2 separate regions of the Homo sapiens genome follow, and region 1 is linked to region 2. Evidence: chromatin contacts called from ENCODE Hi-C or POLR2A ChIA-PET data. All regions are on one chromosome and are shown on one strand. Each heading gives the region's core, a stretch centred on a gene start or an enhancer-like site at or near the end of the contact. The rest is flanking DNA. Distances are from core to core; before and after follow the strand shown. Region 1 holds the start of PHYH (phytanoyl-CoA 2-hydroxylase). Region 2 overlaps FRMD4A (FERM domain containing 4A).

What was found. A loop is a pair of places that touch in the nucleus more often than their neighbours do. ChIA-PET counts read pairs that join two places held with the same protein, here RNA polymerase II (POLR2A). Pooled maps may share reads with other maps.
Region 1: a map of CD8-positive, alpha-beta T cell shows a loop between it and region 2 (22-fold over the local background). The contact joins the promoter of PHYH here to the enhancer-like site in region 2. A Hi-C loop is called at or near these places in 2 of 168 maps with a recorded cell type or tissue (CD8-positive, alpha-beta T cell and naive thymus-derived CD4-positive, alpha-beta T cell) and 12 of 50 pooled maps. POLR2A ChIA-PET finds 5 or more read pairs at or near these places in 2 of 52 experiments (BJ and OCI-LY7).

What each region holds. Positions count from the first base shown.
Region 1 is chr10:13,298,142-13,302,911 of GRCh38, forward strand. PHYH (phytanoyl-CoA 2-hydroxylase) reads right to left here and starts at 1,923. Exons shown (of 9, transcript NM_006214.4): 1 at 1,827-1,923; 2 at 46-104. The coding sequence starts at 1,901. LOC124902377 (a long non-coding RNA gene) reads left to right here and starts at 2,048. Exons shown (of 2, transcript XR_007062056.1): 1 at 2,048-2,265; 2 at 3,913-4,770. RefSeq lists enhancers at 913-1,533, 2,110-2,249, 3,625-4,125, 3,982-4,271, 4,462-4,611 and a silencer at 1,510-1,929.
Region 2 is chr10:13,786,128-13,790,934 of GRCh38, forward strand. The region is part of intron 5 of FRMD4A (FERM domain containing 4A); the gene reads right to left. Among named protein-coding and RNA genes, the nearest start is that of PRPF18, 200 kb to the left of the region's middle. RefSeq lists enhancers at 1,317-1,366, 2,182-2,772. Within about 2 kb of position 2,709, at least 25 of the 41 ENCODE cell types and tissues checked have a DNase peak (open chromatin) inside an H3K27ac peak, as active enhancers do; they include CD8-positive, alpha-beta T cell and OCI-LY7, where a contact is called at or near this core.

The DNA.
Region 1 (4,770 bases), core at 673-3,172, 490 kb before region 2:
TTTATATACATAATATATTTCAAAATCAAAACTCAAACTACTTACTGGAATTGTTGAGGATGGAAACTGGCAGAGGAAATAGTCCCTGAAGTGGGATGAGCTACCTAGGATGTGAATTAAGGCAAATAAAGTAAAATATAGAAGGCCAGGCACGGTGGCTCATGCCTGTAATTCCAGCACTTTGGGAGGCTGAGGCAGGAGGATTACTTGAGCTCAGGAGTTCGAGACCAGCCTGGCCAACATGGTGAAACCCCATCTCTACTAAAAATACAAATTAGGCCGGGGGCGGTGGCTCACGTTTGTAATCCTAGCACTTTGGGAGGCCGAGGCGGATGGATCACCTGAGGTCGGGATTTCGAGACCAGCCTGACCAATATGGTGAAACCCCATCTCTACTAAAAATACAAAAATTAGCCAGGCGTGGTGGCGTTCATTTGTAATCCCAGCTACTGGAGAGGCTAAGACAGGAGAATTGCTTGAACCTGGGAGGTGGAGATTGCAGTGAGCTGAGATCAGGCCACTGCATTCCAGCCTGGGCAACAGAGAGAGACTCCATCTCAGAAAAAAAACTACCACCACTACTACTACTACTACTACTACTACTACTACTACTACTACTACTGCTACTACTACTACTACTAATAATAATAATACAAATTACACTTGGGAGGCTGAGGCAGGGGAATGGCTTGAACCTGGGAGGCGGAGGTTGCAGTGGGCCGACATTGCAGAGTGCGGCACTGCACTCCAGCCTGACCACAGAGCAAGACTCCGTCTCAAAAATAATAATAATAATAATAATAATAATAATAATAATAATAATAACAACAATAACAACAACAACATAAATTCGCCTGGCATCGTGGCGCAACCCTGTAGTCCCAACTACTTAGGAGGCTGAGGTGGAAGGATCTCTTGAGCCCAGGAGTGAGCCGAGATCGTACCACTACTGCACTCCAGCCTGGGTGACAGAGTGAGGCCCTGTTTCAAAAAAAAAAAAAAACCAAAAAAGCAAAACCCTAGAAATTCCTTTTAAAGATCTCCTTTCTATCCGGTAACTGCAGAGAGTTGACATAGAATTGCATTGTTTCTTTAGCTTAATCGGTTACTTTCGGAATGTCACTCTCATCAATTAACATGTTATCCTTTCTTTCTCTCTGTTTCTCTCTTTTGGAACGCACTGGCCATCACGGCTCACTGTAACCCTGGACTCCTGGCCTTGGCCCCCAGAAGAGCCGAGACAACAGGCAAGGCGTGTGCCGCCGCGCCAGTCCTCACCCGCTGTCCTTCCCCAAATAGTGTCTTTATATAACTCAGTGGCAATGCCGTAGTCCAGCAGGGAGGCCGCCCTGGGCAGCGCCTGCCTGGCCAGCTCCTGCCCGGGAGGGCACCGTCCTCTCCCCTCCGGAGAGGTCCCGGTCACTGCCTGCCTGGGCCGGTTCCAGGCAGCCCTGCGCGCCTGTGCACCGTGCGCCTGTGATTGGACATCTCTGGGTCTCTGGACAGCTGCCGGGGTCACGCGCCGCCGGTGAAACGACGTCTCCACAAAGAGAGGAGCAGAGGCCCCCAGGGATCCCGGAGGGCAGGGCAACGCGGCAATTGCCCCGACCCCAGGGCGGCCGCGCGTGTCCTCGGGGGACGCAGCCTCTTCCCCGCTCCCCGGCTCCTGGAAGAGACGCGACCCAGGCGGGGACGCGGCGCTGAGCGAGGAGGCGCTGGGGCTGCGAAGCGTGCGACCCCGAGGCCTCCACCCGGACCAGGGCCACCACTCAGGCGGCGGCGCCGGCGCCGGATCCAGCCCGAGCCCCGCGCAGCCCAAAGGATACGACAGCCCCGGCCGAGGGGCGGCCGAGGTGGCCCAGAACAATCTGCAGACGGGCGGCGGCGCGAAGCTGCTCCATGGCTGCGGCGCGGGGAACCCCCACCCCTCCCGGCCTCTGCCCCATTTAGCCCAGCGGGCGGCTCCGCCTCCAGGCGCCGCCCCGGACTGGACGTAAGCGGGATTCCGGGCGGTGCCAGCTCGCGGGCCGGGCTGCTGGGGAGCCCTAGTCCGCTAGAGTCCGCGCGCCGGGCAACCGCCCGGGGCTGAAGTCCTCCCCACACCATGATCCTTCCGTCCTTTATTTTCTTTCTTTTTAAAAAGAAACAAGATCTTGCTCTGTCGCCCAGGCTGGAGTGCAGTGCGCGATCATAGCTCACTGCAGCCTTGAACTCTTGGGCTAATTTTTATTTTTTGTAGAGATGGGGTCTCGCTACGTTGCCCAGGTGGGTCTCAAACTCCCCCCGCCTCCCGTCTCGACCTCCCAAAGTGCTGGGACTACAGGCGTGAGTCATTACCCCTGCCCCGCACCCTGTTTCTGTTCCATCACCAGGACCCTCCCTGCCGCACCGAAGCTCGGGGGCCCAGTGACCAGGCCGAGGTCACACAGTGACAAGTGGCTGGGCTGGGACCTCACTCACTCTCCTAACGTCATGGCTTCCATCTGTTTAACCCTACGTGACTGCTCCTTCCACTGACAGCTGAAAGAATAAAATCTCCGATTTAAACAAAAAGTTTGCCGGGCGCGGTGGCTCACGCCTGTAATCCCAGCACTTTGGGAGGCCAAGGCAGGCGGATCACGGGGTCAGGAGTTCGAGACCAGCCTGGCCAACTTGGTGAAAACCCGTCTCTACTAAAGATACAAAAATTAGCTGAGTGTTGTGGCGCACGCCTGTAATCCCAGCTACTGGGGAGGCTGAGGCAAGAGAATCACTTGCAACCGGGAGGCGGAGGATGCAGTCAGCGAGATGGCGCCACTGCATTCCAGCCTGGGTGACAGGGCAAGACTCCGTCTCTAAACAAACAAACAAACAAACAAACAGGTTTTTAGCCGGGTGCGGTGGCTCACGCCCGTAACTCCAACACTTTGGGAGGCCGAGGCAGGAGGATCGCTTGAGCTCAGGATCGCTATAGATCGAAAGCAGCCTGGGTAACATAGTGAGAACACCTGATCTACAAAAAAATTAGCCGGGCGTCGTGGCGGGCGCCTGTAGTCCCAGCTACTCAGGAGGCTGAGGCAGGAGAACGGTGTAAACCCAGGAGGCGGACCTTGCAGTGAGCGAGATGGCGCCACCGCACTCCAGCCTGGGCGACAGAGCAAGACTCCGTCTCAAAAAAAATAAAAAATAAATCAATAAATTAAATAAATAAAAATTCCAGACATTGTATGAGGAAGCATTGCAAAACTTTCTGTTCTGTTAGCTGTTGCCTGTAGCCCCCAGTCATGTTCCCCACGCTTGCTCGATCTCTCACTAAACTTTCACGTAGACCCTTAGAGTTACAAGCCCTTAAAAGGGCCAAGAATTTCTTTTTCAGGGACCTCGGTTGCAAGTCTGCCGAAGTTCCCGGCCTAATACAGCCCTTCTTTAATCCGGTGTCTGAGTTTTGTCTGCGGCTCGTCCTGCTGCAGGAGGATCACCTGAGCCCGGGAGTTTGAAGTTGCAGTGAGCCCAGATCGTGCCTCTGCACTCCAGCCTGGGCGACAGAGTGAGGCCATGTCCAAAAAACACAAAAACAAAAAACAAACAAAACTCCAAAACATCAATGAAGTTTTGAAAATAAAAATAAAAAAATAAAAATGCTAAGATGCATCCCTAAAAGTCATATGTGCCATTCAAAAGGGGTATTTCATTTAGTGGGACTCCAGCCCAAAATATTAGAAAGTTCGGTTGGTCATAAAAAAAAAAAAAGTGAATAAAATAAATGACCTCCAGAAAAGTCTGATGCACACAGGCCAGTATGGTGTAAATTTCTTAGATAACTCCAGCATCTCTTTGTAAGATTTATTTTCCATTCCATAACTACGGATATTGACATAGCATCTCATTGTTTCTTTAGTTTCATTTTTTCATTGATTTTTTGTTCTTTTTTAGCTTCGAGTTACTTCCAGAACGTCGCAGCACACGTTATCACTTCCTGCATGACGTCTTTATAGAATTTGGTGACAATGTCGCAGTCCAGGAGGGAGGCCCGCAGCCAGCATCACCAGCCCCTTCCTGTTTGCACAGGCAGGGAGGAGAACGGCAGCTCCCAGGCTTCCACTGGGGAGTCCCTCCGGCTTTCTCCGGGATTCCGCCCGCCCCAGGGTCTCAGACCAACAGAAGGACCCGGGATCCCTCAGCAGCTCCGGACCTCATCTGCCCCACTTCGGCATCCCGCGCGGGAATATGACCATGTAGGAGTAACCCGGGGCTCTCAAGGACTCTACGGTTTGTCACGGTTTGAACGCAAGCGCAGGGCCTGGGGCGGGTGCAGGTGGAGGGTCGGCCTCTTTCTGCCCTTGGGAACGCCCCTTTCTGGATGTGGACCGGCGAGGCGGTCTCTCCTTTCTGCCCTCGCCTGGTGAAATGTGGGCACTGCTGCCAGGAGAAAAAAAACTGAAGCTGTGAATTCAGTTCATCACCCTTCCCTTGTTTATTAAAAAATCGGACCTTGGCCGGGCGCGGTGGCTCACGCCTGTAATCCCAGCACTTTGGGAGGCCGAGGCAGGCAGATTAGGAGGTCAGGAGATCGAGACCATCTTGGTTAACACGGTGAAGCCCGGTCTCTACTAAAAATACAAAAAAGTTAGCAGGGTGGTGGCGGTCGCCTGTTGTCCCAGCTGCTCGGGAGGCTGAGGCAGGAGAATGGCGTGAACCCGGGAGGCGGAGCTTGCAGTGAGCCGAGGTCGTGCCACTGCACTCCAGCCTGGGTGAAAAAATAAAAAAAAAAAAAGATCAGGACCTTTACCC
Region 2 (4,807 bases), core at 1,459-3,958:
TATATACCCAGTAATGGGATGGCTGGGTCAAATGGTATTTCTAATTCTAGATCCTTGAGGAATCGCCACACTGTCTTCCACAATGGTTGAACTAGTTTACAGTCCCACCAACAGTGTAAAAGTGTTCCTATTTCTCCACATCCTCTCCGGCACCTGTTGTTTCCTGACTTTTTAATGATTTGATTTTCAAAAAATAAATCTATATCGTAGCTCATGCCTGTAATCCCAGCACTTTGGGAGGCCAAGATGTGTGGATCAACTGAGGTCAGGAGTTCGAGACCAGCCTGGCCAACATGGTGAAAGCCTGTCTCTACTAAAAATACAAAAAATTAGCCAGGCGTGGTGGCGGACACCCGTAATCCCAGCTACTTGGGAGGCTGAGGCAGGAGAATCGCTTGAACCTGGGAGGCGGAGGTTGCAGTCAGCTGAGATCATGCCATTGCACTCCAGCCTGGGCAACAAAAGCGAAACTCCGTCTCAAAAATAAATAAATAAATCTACATCCTTTGCAAAGGGCCTCTGGCAAAGGGTAGGCAGAATAATAAAAGAAACTAAAGGAAGGAAAAGAAGGAAAAGCGAGGAAAGGGAGAGAAAGGGGAGGCAAGGAAGAGAGAAAGCAATCCTAACACCAGAATATTAACAGAAGCCTCCTGAAGTTGACGGTGGCCTTTGTGCTCTAATGATGATTTTGAGTCTAAATTCATATAAGGTCTGAAATAACTTAATTTTCAAAGTAATGCCATATGTTTCTTAAAAGAATCTCATTTGCTTTAGTTCTTAAAAAGTAAAGAGTAAAGACATCCTGCCTCTTCCACCCCAATTTTCTCCTGAATAGTATATTAAGAAAATATAACGCTTCCCTTTTCGTTTCCACTCTCATATGATGGAAAACTGAATTGAGGTGGCAAATTCTACATCTCTGTGACTGCCTTCATTTCCACCAAGCTCTCTGTTGTCTAGCCATAAAAGGGGCAGAGAAGGTACAGGAAATAACACGCATATTCTGAGATGAAGAGAAAAAAAATCACCTCCTCTCGACGGAAGTGGAAAGCAGTTTCCTGTTAACTTTTATCACCAAGACGACAGCCTGGAAAACCCCGTGAGCTCCGGGCCTGTCATATCATTGTTCTGTTAGGGGAGGGTATGGAGCTCATCCTGAGCTTTCCCTCCCTGCCAGGGAACGGCTGAGTCAAAAACGCCTGCAGAGAAACAGAGCTCAGACCTCTCCACCCGCACGCCCAGAGAGGCATGGTGCACACCGGTGGCACCAGGGACAAGAGCCTCCTGGGAAGATGGGGAGGGCTGAGGGTTTGGATTCAAAGTCAAAATTTTTTTTTCTTTTTTTTCTTTTTGAGATGGGGTCTTGCTCTGTCACTCAGGCTGGAGTGCAGTGTGCAACCACAGTTCACTGCAGCCTCGACCTCCTGGGATCAAGTGACCTGTCTGTCTAAGCCTCCCAGATAGCTGGGACTACAGATATAAGCCACCATGCTGACTAATTTTTTATTTTCTGTCGAGATGGGGTCTCACTATGTTGCCCAGGCTGGTCTTGAACTCCTGAGCTCAAGTAATTATCCTACCCTGACCTCCCAAAGTACTCAGGTTACAGGCCAGCCTCTTCTTCTTTTTTTTTTTTAATCCAGTTTTTGGCTGGGCATAGTTTTTGGCCGGGCATAGTTTTTGGCCGGGCATGCCTGTAATCCCAGCACTTTGGGAGGCCGAGGCAGGCAGATCTGTCTCAAAAAAAAAGAAAAAAAAAAAAAGTGGCTTCTTTTTCTGATTTTCAGGAGAGCCTCAGCAGTAGGTGGCAATGTTGCATTTCCTTAACTACCAGCATGGAGCAGGGAGTGCTTCCAGGGTTCACAAAGAACATTCCAGGTCTCTGGGTAACCAGGGAAATAAATGAAGGCTATGTCTCGGATTCAGAGGGTCTGCATGGACAGTTCCGAGTCTGGCTGTGTATTGACCATGGCTTTATGATGCTTGGATGTCTGTGACCTTGCTGGGCCTGGAGGGACTGCTGGTGCCAGGGTTAGCCAATTTCCAGACCCCAAGACTTCCACATGTCACCATGGATCCAGGGTCCACCCCTCCCACCACCTCTCGGCTCTCACACCCAGGGCCACTATTTCCCTGCCCTCACCACCCTAGGGACACGTACCAGACAACTAGGGGGCAGCCCCCATGCTGCAGAGCCCGCTGAAATTATTTAAACTAGCCAATCCCAAGCCTGCTCTCCCAGCCTTGCCCGTTCCTCCCCAAAGAAACCACAAAAAATGCTCTTGCCCAATTGTTTCCCGGCTCCCCAATGCCTCCCACATGGCCCTGCGTGGCATGGTGTGGCCCCTTCTCCCAGGAACTGAGTGACAATCTTTTCAATGTCTGTCCTCTCCTCATCTGCTGGCCTCACCACAGCTGAATCATAATCAGACCTACATTTTAAACGGGTTTTGGGGGCACACTTAGCAGGACTGAATCTTAGGGCATCTATTTGAGTCTAAAGGAACACTCTAGATGGAGCGCAGACCTTGCTAAGAGGTTTCCTGACTCCACAAGCAACAGCCCACCCAAACTAGCTCAGATGATCCCGACCCGAGAATATTTTATCAGAGAGTCTGAAGGAGAACGAAATAGGTGCTCTGTGTTTATGTGTTTGAGCTTATTAAATATTAAACAGCCTCTAAAGCCTCGGGGAGTCCCGTCCCCTTCTTTGACAAGTGAAAGCCTCTGGTTGCAATAGACTGAACACTGCCTAGTCAGATGGCAAGGGCCCAGCCAGATGACATCAGCCAGGTCTCCTCCTCCATTCTCCCTGCTCTCCCTTTCCCTTCCCCATCCAGCCCTGGGCACTTGGGAATCACTGAATATTTACAGCAAGTGTTAATTAAATGGACCAGTGATTTCATTTTGTAATGAACACAAATGTCACATTTAAAATGCCTACTCTTGGTGGCAAATAAGAGCCATGATAATGAAAGCAATAAGCTGTGAGTTTCTGCAGCCAAGCCTCTGATGCTTAGAATCTCAATGCCTCTAAAATCTTAACTGGGACACCTAGCTGAAATATAGCAAGTTCTGGTTAGCAGGAACCTCATTTTAGATCCATGCCATCATTGTTATTGCGAGTGACAGGAAGTAGCAGCTGCTGTCTCCATCAGCCAGGGAAGATACCAAGAATCCGGCCTGTGGACTTGGCTGTAAAATCCTTCCTCCCCGATCGGACTTCTCCTCTCTTATTTTTTTGCTGCTTGCTTCAGTTTATTGTCTGTGAAACTCAAATTCTGAAGAGGCAAATCTAATCTCTGTTTATTTTCTTACAAGGAGTTGAGATGATCAGAACTACAGGACACTTGGTAGAAGAAAATGTAATTAAAGAATAATCCAGACATGTAGGCTTCATTCTGAGCACAAAGTTGTGCCTATGAAAAGACCACACACACACACACACACACACACACACACATGACGCAGACTTCCTTGGGTTGTGTATATTTTCCTTATATTTTTTTCTTGACCTATTTCTAAAGCTTGCCTGGTGAACAATATCAGAGAGACATTGTTCCCAAGCCTTATAGCACTAAACAATGGTTTGCAGTTCAAGGTGCTCTTGGTCATATATTGACCGCTGCTGGCTGCTTATAATGTGTGTGTGTGTGTGTGTGTGTGTGTGTGTGTGTTGTGTGGTGAGGGGAGTGGGAAGAGGTGAGGCTGGACAGTTAAGCAGAAGTCACATCATGCAAGTCACGCTAAAGATGTCCTTTTCTGAGGATAATGGGAAGCTGGAAAAAAATTATGAGCAAGGATCAGATGAGAATTCTAGAAAGATGCTCAGTGTCTTCATATAGGGGAGTTTGGAAGGGGTCAAGGCCAGACGCAGAGATGAACAAGGAGATCTTGAGTCCAGGAGAGGTTTATGGAAGCCCTAATTACTATTAGGCTGTGTATGGAGAGTAAGAGATGGATAGGGAGCTGTTTAAGATGCAGGAATAACAGCGAGTAGTGACTGAGGGAACAGGAGGAGGCAAGCGGGAGGGAGCGGTGAGGTCAAGGTTGACTCCCAAGTCTCTGGTTTTGGGGGCTGCAGGGGTGATGGTGCCCATCACAAAGACAAGGAGGTGACAACGAAAGGGGAGCACATTTGGATGCAGAAAGACGACGACATCATTAGATTCCAGCTGCATCTGTGAGGAAATGCCAGTCAGTGGAGATGGCCTGGAGCTCGGGAGAGAGGTCAGGACTGGGGCAGAGGACGGAGAGTCTCCAGCAAAGAGACTGCAGTGGCAGCTGTGGATGGGGGTGAAATCACACCAGGGGAAGGTGCAGGGAGAGAAGACAAGCAAGACACGACCTCGTGGACACCAGGGCTCAAGGGACAGCAGAGCAGAGCAGGGAACCTGCCCCGAGCCAGGGACAGAGGGGACAAAGAGGAGGTGGCCCAGGAGAGTGTAGTGCCACAGAGCCGGGGGAACTGAAAGGGAGCATGTTCGAATGAGCCCAGAGCCACAGAAGCCACATGGGAGCAGGGCAGAAGCACGCCTGTGGAGCTAGGGGCGAGAGACCTCCAGTGACCAGGGGGTACGATGGCACCAGAAGCTGGACGACCACAGAATGAGGAACGAGAGGCCTGTGGGGAGGGGGTGACAGCAAGTGCAGACCCATCTCTCGGCGGTTGCTGTGAGCAGAGCAGAAGGGGTAGCAGAGGGCACTGGCTGGAGGAGGCTGTGCATCACAGAGGACGTTTTCTTCAGTTAGATTGGGACGTGGTCACAAAGGGGAGGAATCCATGGAGGAGAAGATAGAGAAAAAG